Linked DNA regions of Homo sapiens: region 1 is linked to region 2. Evidence: chromatin loops called from intact Hi-C (ENCODE). Cell type or tissue: Caco-2. All regions are shown on one strand. Links, peaks and the distances in the headings refer to the core of each region. The heading gives the core; the rest is flanking DNA. Region 1 has its middle 48 kb from the start of CEP126. Region 2 overlaps YAP1 (Yes1 associated transcriptional regulator).

Region 1 (8,923 bases), core at 1,226-6,225, 330 kb before region 2:
GGAGTGAAATAGTGACTGATATCTGTGCTAAATATACTGATGTTCTGAGATTATTGGGGTCAGGGGAGGAGATTGCAGAGAGAGAGAGGAGAAGATTGCATAAAACGGGACAATTAATAGATATGTATAGTGCACAGGCAAGTGGAGTGGTAGTACAAGAGCAAGGTAGCAGGCTCGTACAGTGAGGCTGTTTCTTGGGAAACTAGGGAGCAGCCCAAAGATAGTGGAATTACTAAGAATTCCATTGATATTTCCAATCAGCAATGGCCATTCAAGAGAAAATCCATGCAAAATTTGGGATCAAATGTTTCAGGCATTAAGGAAAGTTAGGGCGACTCATCCTTCCTTTCTCAGTTACGAAAAAAAACCCAACCTTAAATAGAGCAGACAATTTCCAGAATGGAATGCAAGGCCACTGTGAATTGGCTAGCCTCTATGCAAGCAAGGCCCTGCTTTAACGGTAGCTGTTAGTCCAGTTCTTTCCAGGCTGCTATTTTCCTTCTTAGTGACTTGATGTTACTTCTGAGTACATGTCTTGGGTCCTTACATCACATATTTTTTACTTCTAACCATAAATTCTAAAGGTGTGCTCACTAGAACGGGAGCCCTCTCTAGATCATTCTAAGCAAAGTTTGGAGAACTAGTTGCCTCCTTTCTTTGGGTTCACAGTTTCTATGCCTGTAATCAGTTGTCAGGATCCCTGTTGAGAATCTCCAGAATAAGTTTCTGCCTATACCCATGAATATTTATCAGCCTAATTCACCAGGAGGCTTAACCCAGAGCTTCTCCCTGACTTCTGGAAGCTCAAGGTTTTTTATACTACTTGTCACCAACACTGTGTTCCAGCATATTCCCAGATGATTAAAACTTCCAAAGCAGTAGACCTTTATTATTCCAAAAAGATTCCTCCATCAACATACCAAACTGATGAGGGATTGTAAAGTATACAGAGAGCCCCTTCTCCCACATTGAGGCACTTCTCCAGCAGGAAATAAGAATGTAGTTAGTCATAATAGAAGCTCATTAAACTTGACTAGGATTTTAACAGTTAGGGAAAGATGACAATCACTTAAAGTTCATTAAGATCCCATGTCAGTATAACCTTTAGTATAAAGCATGGCATGTTTTTGCCCACAAAATTTTTAATCTCAAATTAAATGAGACTTGACCCTTGATCTATGTTCCAATCCATAACAATATTTGGCATATGAGCAAAGGCCATATTAGTTTTAAAAAAAAACTAGTTTAATTATTATGAATTTTGTAATAATTATATTCTAACTCATAATGTAACCCCTATTTAGTGCAATTAGTAAGATTTGATTTCTAACAAAGCCTGATTCTACTAATATCAAAGATAAAACGTACTGGGAGATTGAATTAAAACTTCTACAAGGTGTTTTTCCACTGTACCTGATTCATCCAAAAATCCTCTCATCTATAAAAGAAATAAGAATACCGACCAACAAAAAAGTTGTCAGAATCAACTGTTGCAGAACTACAGAAATTAATCAAAGGCTTGCAACAATCTGGGAATAATTTATTTACCAAAAAAAAAGCTCAATCTTGGTAAGAAAAATAGGTTTATAGTTTTATAACTTCCCTTTTCCTATCTCCTCTCCCAGCTCAGTCACAGCCTCAAAAGTCAATAACCTACAATCACAGTGAAAACCAGCAGCCTGTCATACACTGAAGAAGGTGGAATGGGGTTGGAGCTTCTTTAAAGCACATTCACAGAAAATTGTTGTGATGTTAATTGCCTGTTGGTTCCCTAGAAGAGCCCACTGACAGGGTTGTCTTCATTTTTACCTTACTAAGAACTCTCCCTTGTGAAAAATTCTTTTCCCCAAAAGTGTTGAAAACAATAAGAGTCAATTGCATAATATTGCAGCTGCCTGAAGTGGTGGATAACAGTTATGGCTAACAACAGACTAATTAAAAAGCTTAAAGGGAAAGCTAGAGGATAAGCTGTCCATAGGAACCTTGAAAAGCTGTGACACATCCCTGAGACTATAGAAGCCACTTATGTGTGTAAAGCTGTGTGCATGTACAGGGCTCTGCATATGCTCAGGAAATACCTGATAACCCTCTAAACTCTCTCCTCTGGCTAGTCTGGAGGTTCTGCACAAACAGGAAGTGAAGGCTAAGGCAGAGTTGTCAACTACTCAGTTGCATGTCAAAGGCATGCCCCAAAACACACACAGAACCTCTTAGCAAAGATTAATTGATTCCAGATATTTAAGGAAATTTCTATCCAATCATGTGTTGGTCACTAAACTAACCATTCAGACATGTCAGTGGCCACACATGAGAAATAGAATTTTACAAAATTAGTTCCCAAAATTCACTAAACAAACAAACAACTAAAAACAGCAACAACAAACCCTGGAGAGTGGGAAAGAATCTGAATTCCAAAGTTGCCACACTGTGTTATCTTGAATGTCCAATATTCAACAAAAAATTAAAGTCATGCAAAGAAACAAGAAAGTAAGGCCCATACACAACACACACACACACACACACACACACACACACACACACACAAAGTCAATAGAAACTTTCCCTGAGGAAGAAAAAATATTGAACTTACTAGACAAAGACTTTACATCAACTACTTAAACATGTTCAAAGTACTAAAGGAAGCCATAGCTAAAGACCTACAGGGAAGTATGAAAATTATGTTTCATCCAATAAAAAATAAAAAGATAGAAATTATTTTTTGAAAAACCAAATATTAATTCAGAAGTTGAAAACTAACTGAAGTGAAAAATTCACTAGAGCTCAATAGCGGATTTGAGCCAGCAGAAGAAAGAATCTGCAAACGTCAAGATAAGTAGATTGAGATTATTCCGTATGAGAAAAGAAAAGAGAATAAACAAAAGGAATAGAGCCTCAGAGTCCTGTGGGACATCAGTAAATTACCAACATACACATAATGAAAATCCAAGAGAGGCTAGAAAGGAGCAGAAAAAATATTTTAAAAAATAATGACCAGCCCGGCATGGTGGCTCATGCCTGTAATCCCAGTAATCCCTCCCTCTGGGAGGCCAAGGCAGGCAGATCACTTGAGGTCAGGAGTTCGAGACCAGCCTGGCCAACATGGCGAAACCCCATCTCTACTAAAAATACTTAGCCAGGCCTGGTGGTGGGAGCTTGTAATCCCAGCTACTGGTGAGGCTGAAGCAGGAGAATTGCTTGAAACTGGAAGGTGGAGGTTGAAGTGAGCCAAGATCCTGCCACTGCACTCCAGCAGCTTGGGCAACAGAGTGAAACTCCATCTCAAAAAAGTAATAATGATGAGCAAAAACTTCCAAATTTAATTTTAAAATATTAATTTACATGTCCAAGAAGCTCAAGAAACTCCAACCAGGATACACTCAAAGACAATTAAAATATTCTAAAATTGGTTGTTGTGATAGTTGCACTTTAAATATACAAAAAGCTATTGAATTGTACTCTTTATATCTGTAAATTGAATGGTATGTTAATTATATCTCAATAAAGTTTTTAAAAAGAGAATGAGGTACCAATACATCCTTACAACATGGATGAACCTTTAAAACTTTGTTCTAAGTGAAAGAAGCCAGTCACAAAAAGCCACGTATCATATAGCCCACTCATATAAAATGTTCATAATAGGCAATTCCATAGACACAGAAACTAGATTTGCGCTTGCAGAAGTTGGAGGGAAGGGAGTTACTGACAATGGGTATGGGATTCCTTTAGGGAGTGATAAAAATATTCTGCAATTAAATAGTTGTGATGGATTCACAATCTTGTGAATATGCCAAAAATCACTGAACTACATACACTAAAAGGGTGAACTTTATGGTGTGTAAGTTATATCTCAATGTTTATAAAAGCAACACCCTCCTCCCCAGAAATTTCAGTAGTGAAAAGGTGTAAAACCATTGTAATGGTTGCACATGTTTATGCTGGAAAATTGGTAAACTGAAATGTTTCTTTAAAACACTTATACTTCATTGGGAGAGAGTTATTTCTTTGGAAAATGCCCTTTCTCTTTTTTCTATGAATAGTCAAAGTTTCAGGAAAAAGAACCAGTAATACACATGTATTTTAAAAGGTGTGACTAAGTGTCAGAGGGTAGATTGTGCAAGATAGGTACCTTAGAGCTTGACCAGGACAACTCTTTGCTAATCTTCAGGAATTCTTGGGACTCTGGCCCTGACTCAGCCAAGACAAGAATAGTGAGCTAATGATTAATGATGTGATGATTAAAGTTCAAATTCTCCTGGTGGCAGTCAGAACCAGTTTGTTTATTGATGGCTTATACCCAGTATAATCAGTTGGATATCCTGGCTTGGCTATGTGACCAAGAGGATATAAAAGACCCTGTTGGAAATGTTTAAGTACCTTTCCCAAAACAAAGATTTATCATCACACAATTCTTGGTAATTCAATTTGGAAACATTGCATATCCTGATGCAAATAAGAAAGACACTGGGGAGCTGCGCTTGGAAGTTTCTTGGACCTCTGATGCTTTCTTGCAATCTCTTGTTCCTGCTTTACTGTATCCTCTGCCTTTATTGAATATGCTCTTCGAGGCCTTGTTAGTCTTTCAATTATCCAGCCTAATGCAATCTCTTTTCATGAGTAATGCATTCCATACTGCAGATCTTTTTTATAAAAAGTAAAGGAGCAGCAATCTCAGTAATTATATTCAAATGAGACTCTCAAAACCCTGTGAGCAAATATAAGCAAAATTAGTCCCACCTGTGGGACAGCGCCAATATACCCAGCAGCTGTTCATGAGTAGAGATGGCAGAGAGAATACTGCCTGTTCCCAAACATAGAAATCCAATCTGGTTGTCCAACCCAAACCACGAAAATCGTTGCATTCCACAGACAAGGATACAAGAGTTATATTTGTGAAAAAGAAGCTTCTGCTGCTCAAGAACTTTCTCAATGATGCCTGAAATTGAGGGTCAAGAAACAAACCCCAGAATCTAGTAATCGACTCTTGAGTACCACCCCACCCCACATTATCTAGACCATAGGTCTAAGTCAGAGATTCTGATGATCTCCTCAGGTACTTTGGCAAATTCATCACAAATATCTCCTGTTAATATATGGGTAAAGAAATGTTTGGGGTTAATATGTGGGTAGAGAAATGTCGGGATGACCAGAGCCATCCTCATACATAGTCATATCTCTGTAGCACAAGTGTTCAAATTTCTCCAAATTCCACCACTAAAAAGATATCAGAGCCACATGGATCCATACCTTCATGGCTTAGATGTTTTCCCATGCTTTGCTTGAGCTCACACTATCAAGAAGGTACCAAGAGAAAGGCACCATTCTTTGAACTTAATCGCCAGACCCACTTCTTCTGGTTGCTATTTAACCAGACTGGTCATCCACTCTCATTTATTCTGTCATCCTTTCTACCCAAAGTATAACCAGTTGAACAGTGTGGATTGCCACCACCCTAGAGCATTTCAACAATATCCTGGCTCTAGGTTCTCTAATCTTCTTCCTAACAAAGACTACACAGGGGTTGTATTAGTCACTCACCTCCCTCCCACCCCTGGCCGTATTCTGTACTTCCCTACAAGGAGCTATTAAGCTTAAGACCCATGAATTCAGCCAGCAATTTGTCTTTCTCATTTGCTTATAAAATAAGCAAGGTTTACAAGGGAAACTCCTGAGGCAGGTCTTCTGAAGCTGGAAAATAATTTCAACCCCTACACACAAATTAAGCCAGAGAGAATTGAAGCTGATGAGGCATTTAAGTGGGCAATAAAAATCTGGAGTTGGTGGAGGGAGAACCACCTAAGGTGAGCTGAAATACGTAACACTTGCAAGAATCTCCCAGACAGGAACTCCGACTAGTCTAAGCAACCCTGTAAGACCTAAAACAAGTTTTCTTCCTCTCTTACTCCATTTGGGCTGTTATAATGAATTAACAAAAACTGGATAGTTTGGAAACATAAGAAATGTATTTCTCACAGTTCTGGAGCCTTGGAAGTCCAACATCTAGGCACATTCACTGTCTGATGAGGGCCCACATCCTGGATCACTTCTCATTGAAATCATTTCTTCCTACTCTGTCCTCACATGGTAGAAGAGGCAAAGGATCTCTCAGGCCTTTTTTATAAGGGCACTAATCCCATTCGTGGGGTCTCTACCTTTATGGCCTAATCACCTTCCAAAGACCTCACTTCCTCATACCATCATATTGGGGGTAGGATTTCAACATATGAATTTGGGGGAGACAAAAACATTCAGACCATAGCACTTCTTTTGTCAATACTTACTGACGAAGCCTAAGGAGTAATAAAGGAACAGAATCCCAAGATGGGGAATAAAAAGGGGAATCTACTAACTTTTCTCTCAAGGTGAAGTGTCTTTTAGAAAGGAAAAAAGGGGAGAAAAGTCCCTCAAAGATCTTCTTTGAAGACAAGGTTTAGAACTTAGCTCTTATATCCTGAGAACTTACTCCATCTCACCTAGAAAAATCAGGAAAAAGTGAGGAGAAAGAGAAAAAAAAAATCACAGTTTTAGTTTTCCACAAGCCTTGATGCAAGACACATCCAAATCAATCCTCTGCCCAAATAACTTCTAATCCATGCACTTCCTTTTTCCTTCGTTAGAGTTTGCTTAAAAACCTAGAAAATGTACCTGCTTGACCTGGCAAAGCAATGGGGGTGGTTCTAATTGGCTAACAGCCTAAAATACTTGATGGTGTCCCTGGACTAATTAATTTTATTAAACACATTTGAGCTGGATTCTAGTGAGTGTTGCTAAAAGGAGGGATTCATTTATTACTTCATTCAGCAAACAGTTGTATAATTTTAATGTGCATGGTGCTGTTCTAGGCACCTGGGATCAATTATGAAAAGTACAGAAAATCAGTATGTTCATGAACTTTATATTCCTTTGAGAAAGTGCACACAACAGGAGGTAAGCCTGATGATGGGTTTAGTATAATCAATTCTTATGAAAAGATAATGCCCATATTTAGGCTTGGGAAACACACAATCTTTCCTGTGTATGTTTCCCCTAGATTTCTAAATTTTCTCTTTTGTCTACCCAGTCTGGTGACACAGACTGTGTCCCCTCAACCATGTCCCCTCATCCAACTTTTGTCCTCTCAGCTCTGGGCTTTACATATTCAGGTCCATGTTCATAATCCTTGCAACTCCATGGGGTTGTGATGAAGGTCAAATGTTTTAATGGAAGGTGAAATTATTGTTATAATCTCTTATTGTTAATATGGCCCTTGGCAATTGTATGGCCAAGGTCCATGCCTGGTTAGCCCTGCAACACTCTTTTCACTTCCCCTTCAGAGCCAACCACTCTCTAGTCTTGGCCATTTGTAAAGCCGTTTTCCCAGGCCATCATGTTGACACAGCTGCTTATGGTACCCATATCCTGGTTCCCCTGTCTGTTCTATGCATTACGTGTATGTAATTAGAACTTCCAACATTTCATTCCATAAGTATGCTGACCAAAGTAGCTGAAGACCAGTAATGTAAATTCGTTTTTCTGTTTTGTTTTTTTTTTTTGTCTTTACTTGGATTCTCGCTACATGTAGAGCATAGGTGGTAGTCTCCCTTTAATTCTCATCCATATGTAGACACAAAACTTTTCCTTAAGGGTCCCTTATAACATCTTGCATGTGCTAAAACTTGAAAACACTAAAAGAGAAAATAAACAGATAAACATAGATGGTGCAAGAACCACGAAACAATGTTAGGTATATTCCCCATGTGACTGCAACCAGGAATAACTATCCTATAGCTAGGAATCACTTTAAGTCCTATATAATGGCACACTAACCATGCAATAAGTGAAATATTCACCTTTGACGAAGTTACCAACATAACACTAATGAGCAATCTGTTTCCTCTGGCACTCATATCCATCTCAATGAACCTAACATCCCCCTTCGTGACCTTCATGCCCTTTCCGTGATACCCATATCTACAGTAGCTTGACCTTTAAAGCTTAGGAGTAGCACTTTTGTTCCTTCATTCACTTCCATCTCCCATTTACAGCCCCCAATTGCATTAGAGTGATTCATATATCGCTTTCGAAATGCCAACGGACACACAGTGACTCACGTTCCCTGCTTTCATCCTCATATTTCCTTATGGAAATACTGAGGTCCTGCATGTGCCATTTTAGTGAATGTCCCAGGTTTTCCCTATCTTCCAAAGCAGGAATTGCTCAAGTTATGAGGGACTTTGCTGAAGATCCTGGCATGTATGGGATTAATAGGTTTTCCTTCAGAGAGGCTTCCAGGTGTTTCAAGCTGCCATCCAATCTTTCAGGCAACAAGTCTTCTTCCCAGGCTACTTAGTGCAATTTCAAACACTAAGGAAGATTTAAAACTGCTGGTGGATGAATATGAGTGTGTTTTTAGAGGCATAAAACTAGGTGTGCTGGTGCCTTCTCTCTCTCCTTTGTGCCCTCATCTTACACTGGGCTTCAAACACTGTTTCCCTCCTTTTGTTTGGCTGTGTGGGAAGCCACTTTCTAATCCCTAGACTGAGGTGGTATGGCCACTGCCAGTAAGAAAAATGGGAATTTCTGGAGGTACGTCCGTTAAAATTGCTGGGATGGAGACAAGGCTGATTGTGAAAGCAATATTTCCACAGGGTAGTCTAAGGGAAAGGGAGCACCTTGGATGAACCGGTAGTCTGCACTTGAGACTAACACACTGTCACCAGCAGGAGAAGATTTTTTGCTGTGTTCTCTGTGTGTTAGTTTGTTCTCACACTGCTATATAGAAATACCCAAGACTGGGTAATTTATAAAGGAAAGAGGTTTAATTGACTTACAGTTCTGCAAGGCTGGGGAGGCCTCAGGAAACTTAGAATCATGATGGAAGGGGAAGAAAACATAACCCTTCTCACAAGCGGTCAGGAGCGAGAAGTGCGAGAAGTGAAGGGGGAAG
Region 2 (8,923 bases), core at 2,041-7,040:
TTTTATATGTTTATTTATCAGATGCTTTCAGATTAATTATAGTTAGAATATAGCCATTTGCTTTAAGATTAAACATATTTAGTAATTACACTTCATTTGCTGCATAATAACGTTTCAGTCAGCGGCAGACCACATATACAGTCGTGGTCCTATATGATTCTAATACTGTGTTTTTACTGTAACTTTTCTATGTTTAGATACACAAATACTACCCGTTGTGCTACAGTTGCCTACAGTGTTCAGCACACTAACAGGCTGTACAGTTCTGTAGCTTGGGGCGATAGGCTATACCTTACAGCCTAGGCATGTAGTAGGCTATACCATCTAGGTTTGTGTAAGTACTCTCTAAGATGTTTGCACAGTGACAGAATTGCCAATGATCCATTTCACAAAGCATATCCTGGTTATTAAGTGACACATGACTATATTTATAGTATCAATCCTTCACATCTCACATGAAATTAATGTTATTTATGTAATTTTAGGGAATAAAAGAGTAATTTGTTGTGGATTGGGTTTTTTAATGATTTTTTTCTTTAACATTTAAAAGCTATTTCTTTAATATTTTAATTTTAGAGAATTCATTAGTAATTTATAACAAATCATGAAGTGACATCAGATGGCAATAAGGATGCCCTGATGTTTATTGAGTTTTAAGAAAAATAGGGCTTTTTTTGTTTGTTTTTTTAAGGAGTCATATTAGGAGTGTTTTTACTCTTTGTTCAAGAAAATGGTTCCTTGAGTATTATGCAAGCCATTAAATTATTTCATATAAACACATAGGAGGTGATTTTTTTTCCCTGGAGATTTTGTACTGGCAAACATGAGTCTCAGGTTTAAACATCACCTTGTATGTTGTAGATCTATTACTGTATATAATACAGTCATGGACATTTTCCAGTAAAAGGCCTAATGAAAACACAATGAAATTATAATTGCTGTTCAGAATGAAAAAAGATCTTTAAAACACTAATAGTTGATAAACTGATCTTTAATGTTATTTTCGCTATTGTTTATATTATAAAAAGATGTATTAAAATATTGTTACCAATCTGTGTTTTAGGAAATAAGTGCTGATGGCACCACTGGGATAAAAATATTTGGTGTAAACAAAATATTGGAGCAAGAGATTTGGGGAAAAAATTATACTTCTGAATTTTAAAGCAAGTAATGAACAGTCCAGAGTGACAAAAACAGAATATTTAATTCCTAACTACAGTTCTGTGCACAGAAATTCTATGTGTAGAAATGTCAGAGGTATTAAACCTCATAGGTTGATTTTGGTTCCTTTGTTTCAGTTTCCCAAAACTTGCTTTCTGTGCATTTACATACACGTGTGTATGTGTTACTATAATGTCTTGAAATAAGAAATAAAAGGATAAGTAAAATACAAATACCTATATGCAATTTATTAAAATAAGACTAAAGCCGAAGGTTGTTGAGACTTCTTTTTCATCAGAGTTAAATATTTGGCATTAATAATTAAATATCTATAAAAATTTTGAGACATTCATTAACATTTTTTCTTTTTTAAGCCAAATATTTCTGTTGTTAAAAATAATATTTTCCTTTTGATGAAAATGCACCTAACAACCAACTAAATAACTAAGAATCCATCCTATTAGTGTTGGGGGAAAACCACTGAAGTCTCTAGAAACCAAATTGGTAACTTTATTAATGGAGTCTTGAGCAAAGAGAATGTCAGCATCTAATTATTTAAATTTTATCAAAGCAAGTCTCTTGATAGCTGTATGCTAAAAGTGAGGTTTTTTTTGTTCTGTTTTGTTTTGTTTTGAGGTTTGAGGCTTTTTTTCCCCTTATCAACTCAAGTCTTTCCTGGTTATCCTGGGCTGTCAGTATTTGGTTATGGACTACATTAATTACTTAGCGTACAGAGGAAAAGATGTGTGTTTTAGATAAAAAGAGCTATTGCGAGCTAAAAATTATTAACAGATGGCCAGGTGCGGTGGCTCATGCCTGTAATCCCAGCACTTTGGGAGGTCAAGGTGGATGGATCACTTGAGGCCAGGAGTTCCTGACCAGCCTGGCCAACATAGTGAAACCCCATCTCTACTAAAAATAGAAAAAAATAGCTGGGAGTGGTGGTGCACGCTTGTAGTCACTCAGGAGGCTGAGGCATGAGAATCACTTGAATCCAGGCGGCAGAGGTTGCAGTGAGTGAATATCATGCCACTCTACTCCAGCCTGGGCAACAGAGACTCTGTCTCAAAAAATTAAGAATAAAAATAAAAATTAGTAACAGGCTGGATGCAGTGGCTCACGCCTGTAATCCCAGCACTTTGGGAGGCCCTGGTGGGCAGATCACTTTAGGTAAGGAGTTCAAGACCAGCCTGGCCAACATGGTCAAACCCCGTCTACTAAAAATGCAAAAATTAGCCAGGTGTGATGGCACACGCCTATAATCCCAGCTGCTTGGGAGGCTGAGGCACTGAGAATCACTTGAACCCGGTAGGCAGAGGTTGCAGTGAGCTAAGATGGTGCACTGCATTCTAGCCTGGGAGACAGAGCGAAACTCCATCTCAAAAGCCGAGGCTGATGGATCATGAGGTTAGAGATCAAGACCATCCTGGCCAACATGGTGACACCCCATCTCTGCTAAAAATACAAAAATTAGCTGGGCTGGTGGCACGCACCTATAGTCCCAACTACTCAGGAGGCTGAGGCAGGAGAATCGCTTGAACCTGGGAGGCAGAGGTTGCAGTGAGCCCAAGATCGCACCACTGCACTCCAGCCTGGGCAACAGAGCGAGACTCCATCTCAAAAAAAAAAAAAATTATTAACTGATAAAACTCACAAAATTTGGCCCTCATAATGAGTCCTCTAATCATCATTTTTTCAGTGGGGAGAATGCTACTCTTCTGATCACTGCAGAACATTCAACATCCCTGGCCCGCTAAGTGCCATAGCACCACACAGCCATTACGATTCCTCGGACCACCAACACTTTTTTTTTTTTTTTTAAATGCTGGGAGAGTTAGGGAATATGGTCTAAAATCTGAGCCCCTCTGAGATCAGGGAAATTATACCCAAGGTTATATAGTTAAATGGCAAAACTGAAATTTGAATTTGATCTTTTGATACCTAGAATTTAAAAGAAATTTAGATTCAATGCAGTTAATCTTTCAGAAATACCTACTAATGCTGATACATGAAAATTTGAGAGGGAGAAAAATAGTGGTTAATGCACTTGCATCTTGTATTGTGACTCATCTTGAATAAGTTACCCAAAGATAATGAGTTTTTCTTTTTTTCTTTTCTTCCTTTATTGTTTCTTTCTTTTTTGGAGAGAGGGTCTCACTCTCATCGCCCAGGCTAGAGTGCAGCATGGCTCAATCTCAGTTCACTGCAGCCTTAATTCCTGGGCTCATACAAGCCTCCCGCCTGTAGCTGGGACTACAGGCATGTGCCACCATACCCTGCTAATTTTTTTGTGTTTTTAGTAGACATGGGGTTTTGCCGTGTTGCCCAGGCTGGTCTCAAACCCCTGGGGCTCAAGCAGTCTACCTGCCTCTACCTCCCAAAGTGCTGAGTTTACAGGTGTGAGCCATAGGGCCTGGCCAAGTTTCTAATTACGTAAGAGAATTTAAGATCTCTGATTGGAACAGACTTTAAAGGCATCTAGTTGAATTATTTACCCAATTCTTGCCTCACCGATCTCAGCTTTGACCTTTCCCTTTACTAGTTTACTTCATTATAGTGTAGCCCATTCTACTTAAGGAAAATTCTAATGACCACAAAGTTTATATTTCTTGATTACCCAAAAATTTACTTCCTTTCACATGTGTGAATACAGCTCTAATCCCAGCAGTGTTCTCTTCTAACTGTGGTTTCTCTGGTTTTTCATGTGTTCAGAGTTCTCTGTTCTTTATCAATTTACTCACTTCTCTGGATGTCCTTCATTTTGCTAGTGCTTCTTTAAGTGTTATATTCTATAGTGTTTCATATGTACATTATCCTGTGAGAAAAATAGTTATGTCATTGCTCTGACCTGTCATTTTCAATCTCCTCCAAAAATCTTTCTTCAATCTGCAGTAGAGGCTAGCATCTCTTTTCCACATGATAGTTACAACAATGTACTTGATTCAACTGAATTAAATTGGGATGTAGAAAAATTTACCTTCTCAGTTGGAAATCAAGAGACCCAAGTTCTGCTATCACAATATAACCAACTGGATCAGAAAGATACCTAACTTCTCTTGACTCATCTGTAAAATGTGACTGGATTAGACTGGATGCTCTTAAGAATATTTCCACTCTTTAACTGAATACAATATGCTCAGTAACTGCTTTGGACTCTTGCTTAAGGTTACTTCTCAATAGCCTTTTTGATTTGAGTGCATTGAGGTTTCAGAGATACTTTTGAACTATTTATTGCACCATTTAAGTTTAACTTTGGTCCTCTGGTCACAGTGTGGAATTACTTTTGAAGAGGAGACAGGGAAATCTTCCAGCCTTTAATCTAAAGATAAGCCTTATCACATGGTGAGTATGTCCAGGCAAACAAATCTGATGGGGGGTGTGGGAAGTGCTGGGCTGAATAGTTAAGCTTTGTCCACACTCTCAAACTCTTGGAAGCATATGGGAGTTTAAACATGTTCATGTTAGCAAAGTTCAGCTTTATTGCCTTAAAGATGATGCCTTGTTGGTACACTTTGTTTCTAAAATTTAAAACTCCCATAAAGTTGCCATGACAGAAAGTCTAATGTAAGCAGATTTGAAGCCTAGTTCCAGGCCATGTGCTTAGCAAAACCTGATTTAAGACATACCAATAGAGATTGTTAGTAATTATTGCTCTCACTACATTTTCTTTTTCCTTCAAAAGCAAGCATTTGCTTAAATGAATATTTTAATACATAAGATTATAGAATAGATTTCAAAATTAGTTCCACACTTGAGCTCTGCAGTTTTTAAAATTTTATGTTAAATTCAGTAGGATATATTCTAAAAAGTAAACAACTTTAGTTGTATTCCTCTGTCCAGTATGTCTCAACTATGTTTTGTGAAATTTCGCTGTTCCTTTTTAAAATGTTTTATTTTTTATCTAAAAATAAATACTTTGGTTAGCTAGGGAAAATATCCAGTAAGGTAGTTCCAAAATAGTTTATCAGTTATGGTAAGCAATCTCTCCTGTACTAACCAAGGCTGAGTAGACATATGTTACGGAGGATAAACTAATAGGTAATTTCTACTTGATCAGTATTTCATTGATGCAATTAGTTAATTATACAGTGAAGAAACATTTTTATCTTTCTTTACATAATGAGTACATTGTTCATACAGGATTTTTTAAACATGAAAGTTTAAGACCAGCAACGTCAATTAGATGATAGTTTAAACTAATGCCTTATTCGTGTTACTAAAGCCGCTATCAAACACACTTAAAAAGACCTTACATAGTTTTTTGGGGGTTTTTTTTTGTTTGATTTTTGTTTTTTTTTTTTTGAGACGGAGTCTCGCTCTGTCGCCCAGGCTGGAGTGCAGTGGCGCAATCTTGGCTCACTGCAACCTCCGCCTCCCGAGTAGCTGGGACTACAGGTGCCTGCCACCGTGCCCGGCTAATTTTTTGTATTTTAGTAGAGACAGGGTTTCACCATGTTAGCCAGGATGGTCTCGATCTCCTGAACTCGTGATCCGCCCACCTCGGCCTCCCGAAGTGCTGGGATTACAGGCGTGAGCCACCGTGCCAAGCCTTTTACATAGTTTTTTAAAAGGAAACTTTTTCAAGTTATATTTGTATTAACTCTGTATTAACAGCAAACATCTTATATGCTGGAAAAGAGGAACCATTTGGTGTTGCTTGCTACTTTTTGTACCAACCCAAAGATTCAGATGTAAGAAAAAGAAAGAGATTATAGAATTATTGGAAAGGTCAAATTTCTGTTGAAAGTAATTGGTGTGATTTAGAAGGAGAGTGGTTCAGATTCTGTTTTGTTTTGTTTTATACTCATTTTGTTCTGCTACCCTAGTTGCTAAGGTCATTTTAGAACTCATTCTGGACTTGCTTCAACTTGGAGATTCTCCTGTGCATTACTAATAGCATCCTCCTAACTAGGGAGAGAAACTATTTTAGGATTTATTTATTTATGCAACAAAAGTTTGGGTGCCAGTTACATGCCAGGCACTATGCTAGCCATGGGTTGGGAGGAACAAGCTACTAAACAAGTAAATAAATCATTACAAATGTATTAAGTATGGTAAAAGGTACTAAACAATGTGGGGTGAAAGGAACTAGGGTGGTGGGAACCTGCTTGCACCTGGGTGGTCAAGGGAGGTTTTTCAAAAAGGCACATAGGAAGCCACCAGTCAAATTTCAGACCAGTTTTTGTGTTTTTCAGTAAAAACTCTGAGGTATGCATCACTTCTAAATTATAAATTATCCTCTGTGAAAGAGCTTTACTAGTAATAAATGAAATTAGAAATAAAGTGTTATAATTGACCTGTTTATTCATTAATCTAACATGAATTAATAGTGACAAGTATATTTTAAAAGATAATGCCCCTTTATTTTTTTAATTTTTAGTTTTTTAGAGACGGTGTATCTCTGTGTTGCTCAGTCTGGTCTTGAACTCCTGTCCTGAAGCAGTCCTCCTGCCTCAGCCTCCCAAGTAGCTGGTATTACAGGTGCAAATCACCATGTCTGGCTGCTTCTCTACAGTCTCATTATCTGAACTTTCTTTCCTAACTAGACCTTAAAGTTTATTTTCATAGTGGGGAAAAACATCTAGCTGTGCTCTGGGGACAAAGAGAGCTGAAAGCTAATTAGAACACGTTCTCCCTTTTCTGCCTCACCTCATTTAGCAACCCTTGTGTCCTGCCCTAAACTGCTTGATGAGGTGATGAGGAGAAAATGTTCTGCTGGATTTCTTTTTGTTTTCTTTTAGCTCCATTCATGATTGTATTGTTTGAAAAATAACATTATAATGAATTTTTATGGTTGGAGGAGGGGGAAGTTGAATTGACTAAAGTATTGATATTTGTTACCAGTATTTTTGAACAGCTAAAGATGTGAAAACTTTAATCCAGTTTGGGGAGGCTGGGAGTTGGTGCTGGGGAAAAGGTTTGGCTGTGTCCCCACCCAAATCTCATCTTGAATTGTAGCTCCCATTATCCCCACATGTTGTGGGAGGGACCAGGTGGGAATAATTGAATCATGGGGGCAATTTCTCCCATCCTGTTCTCAGATAGTGAGTGCTCGCAAGATCTTATGGTTTTATAAGGGGCTTCCCCCTTCCCTGAGCACTGATTCTTCTCTCTCCTGCTGCCATGTGAAGGAGTACATGTTTGCTTCCCCTTTTGCAATGATTGTAAGTTTTCTGAGACCTCCCCAGCCATGCTGAACTGTAAATCTGTTAAACCTCTTTTCTTTATAAATTACCCAGTCTTGGGTATGTCTTTATTAACAGCGCAAGAACAAACTAATACAGTAAATTGGTACCAGAAGTGGGGAAAGAAGTGCAGAGTGTGGGATGGAGAGGTTACTTAGCCTGTGACAAAACCTAGAGTAGGATGTTAGAGCAGGTGAACTGTCCCCACATATTGATCATTAGAGAAATGCAAACCAAAACCACAATGAGATAACACTTAACTCCCATTAGGATGGCTAAAGTTTTTTTTGAAAAGATAACAAATGTTGTCCAGAATGTGGAGAAATTGGAATCCTCATACATTGCTGTTGGGATTGAAAAATGATGTAACCACTTTGGAAAATAGAATGACAGTTCCTCAAAACATTAACCATAACATTCCCATATGACCGAGCAATTCCATTCCTCGGTATAGAGGCTAAAGAATTGGGAACGTATGTCTCCACGTTGTGGGAACGTATGTCTCCACAAAAACCTGTACCCAGGTTTACAGCAGTATTATTTTATAATAAATAGCCAAAAAGTGAAAATAACCCAAATGTCCATTAGTTGATGAATGGGCTAACAAAATGTGGTATATTCATATAATGGAATATTATTTGGCAATTAAAGGGAATGCAGTGCTTGATACATATTAAAACATGAATAAATCTGGAAAACATTATAAATGAGAATAGCCAGGCACAAAAGGCCATATATTGCTTAATTCCATTTTTAGAAATGTCCAGAATGGGAAAATTCATAGAGACAGAAGTAGATTAGTGGTTGCCAGGGACTGGGAGGAAGGGCAGTAGGTAGTGAACTGCTAATGGATACAGGGCTTTTTTGTTTGTTTTTGTTTTTGTGACTTTTTTTTTTTTTTTTTGAAGTGATGAAAATGTTCTGAAATTAGATCGTGGCAATGGGTGTACAATTCTGTGAATTTGTAAGAACTACCAGACAGTACATGTAACAAGGGTGAATTATCCCAGTAAAGAGAAAAAATTATTTCTAGGCATGATGTCATTTAGGTATATAGTGTATTGAGAAATACCTTTTGTATATTGATCATAAAAAGATGTATTCAGTCATTAGGTTAGGACACTCGTCTTTTCCTTTTCTTTTGTAAAAGATAGCTTTTCAGTGTGAATTAAAATAAGCAATTTTTACTGAAAAACTACATTTTATGTTTAAGTAGATAAATTATTATGCCACTTTATAGCGACTCTCTATTGATGATTCAGTCCCCTTAGGTCATGCAGTAAACACTTAGAGCCAGGAGTGAGTGTTTTGTGTTTTGTTTTTACTGCTTTAAGACCCACAGATGGCCTATTAGTTTGTGTTTTTAGAAGAACATTAATTTCTTTTAAAAAGTCTACTGTTTTGTAGTTTTGAGTACACTCGTAGGTATGAGGAAAACCCAAATATTTCTTCTAAATGTTTTGAACAAGTTAATATAGCTATGCTAATATGGAAATATTCAGTGTCTGAGATTTGAAAAAATACTAGACAAAAGCTTTTGTTGTGGGAGATTTGATGTAATGTTTTAATAGCTTAAG

What was found. A loop is a pair of places that touch in the nucleus more often than their neighbours do. Peaks named below come from ENCODE experiments on the same cell type or tissue, not always from the same donor. Only the 100,000 strongest peaks of a DNase experiment are listed, where the experiment ranks them.
Region 1: a loop joins it to region 2, with 5 times the contacts of the local background. A loop is called at or near these places in 2 of 110 quality-filtered maps.

The regions. Positions count from the first base shown.
Region 1 is chr11:101,862,638-101,871,560 of GRCh38, forward strand. No RefSeq gene overlaps it. Among named protein-coding and RNA genes, the nearest start is that of CEP126, 48 kb to the right of the region's middle. In Caco-2, for the core only: no CTCF peak of the experiment used is centred there; a DNase peak (open chromatin) is centred at 4,174.
Region 2 is chr11:102,188,394-102,197,316 of GRCh38, forward strand. The region is part of intron 4 of YAP1 (Yes1 associated transcriptional regulator); the gene reads left to right. Among named protein-coding and RNA genes, the nearest start is that of YAP1-DT, 82 kb to the left of the region's middle. In Caco-2, for the core only: no CTCF peak of the experiment used is centred there; a DNase peak (open chromatin) is centred at 4,538.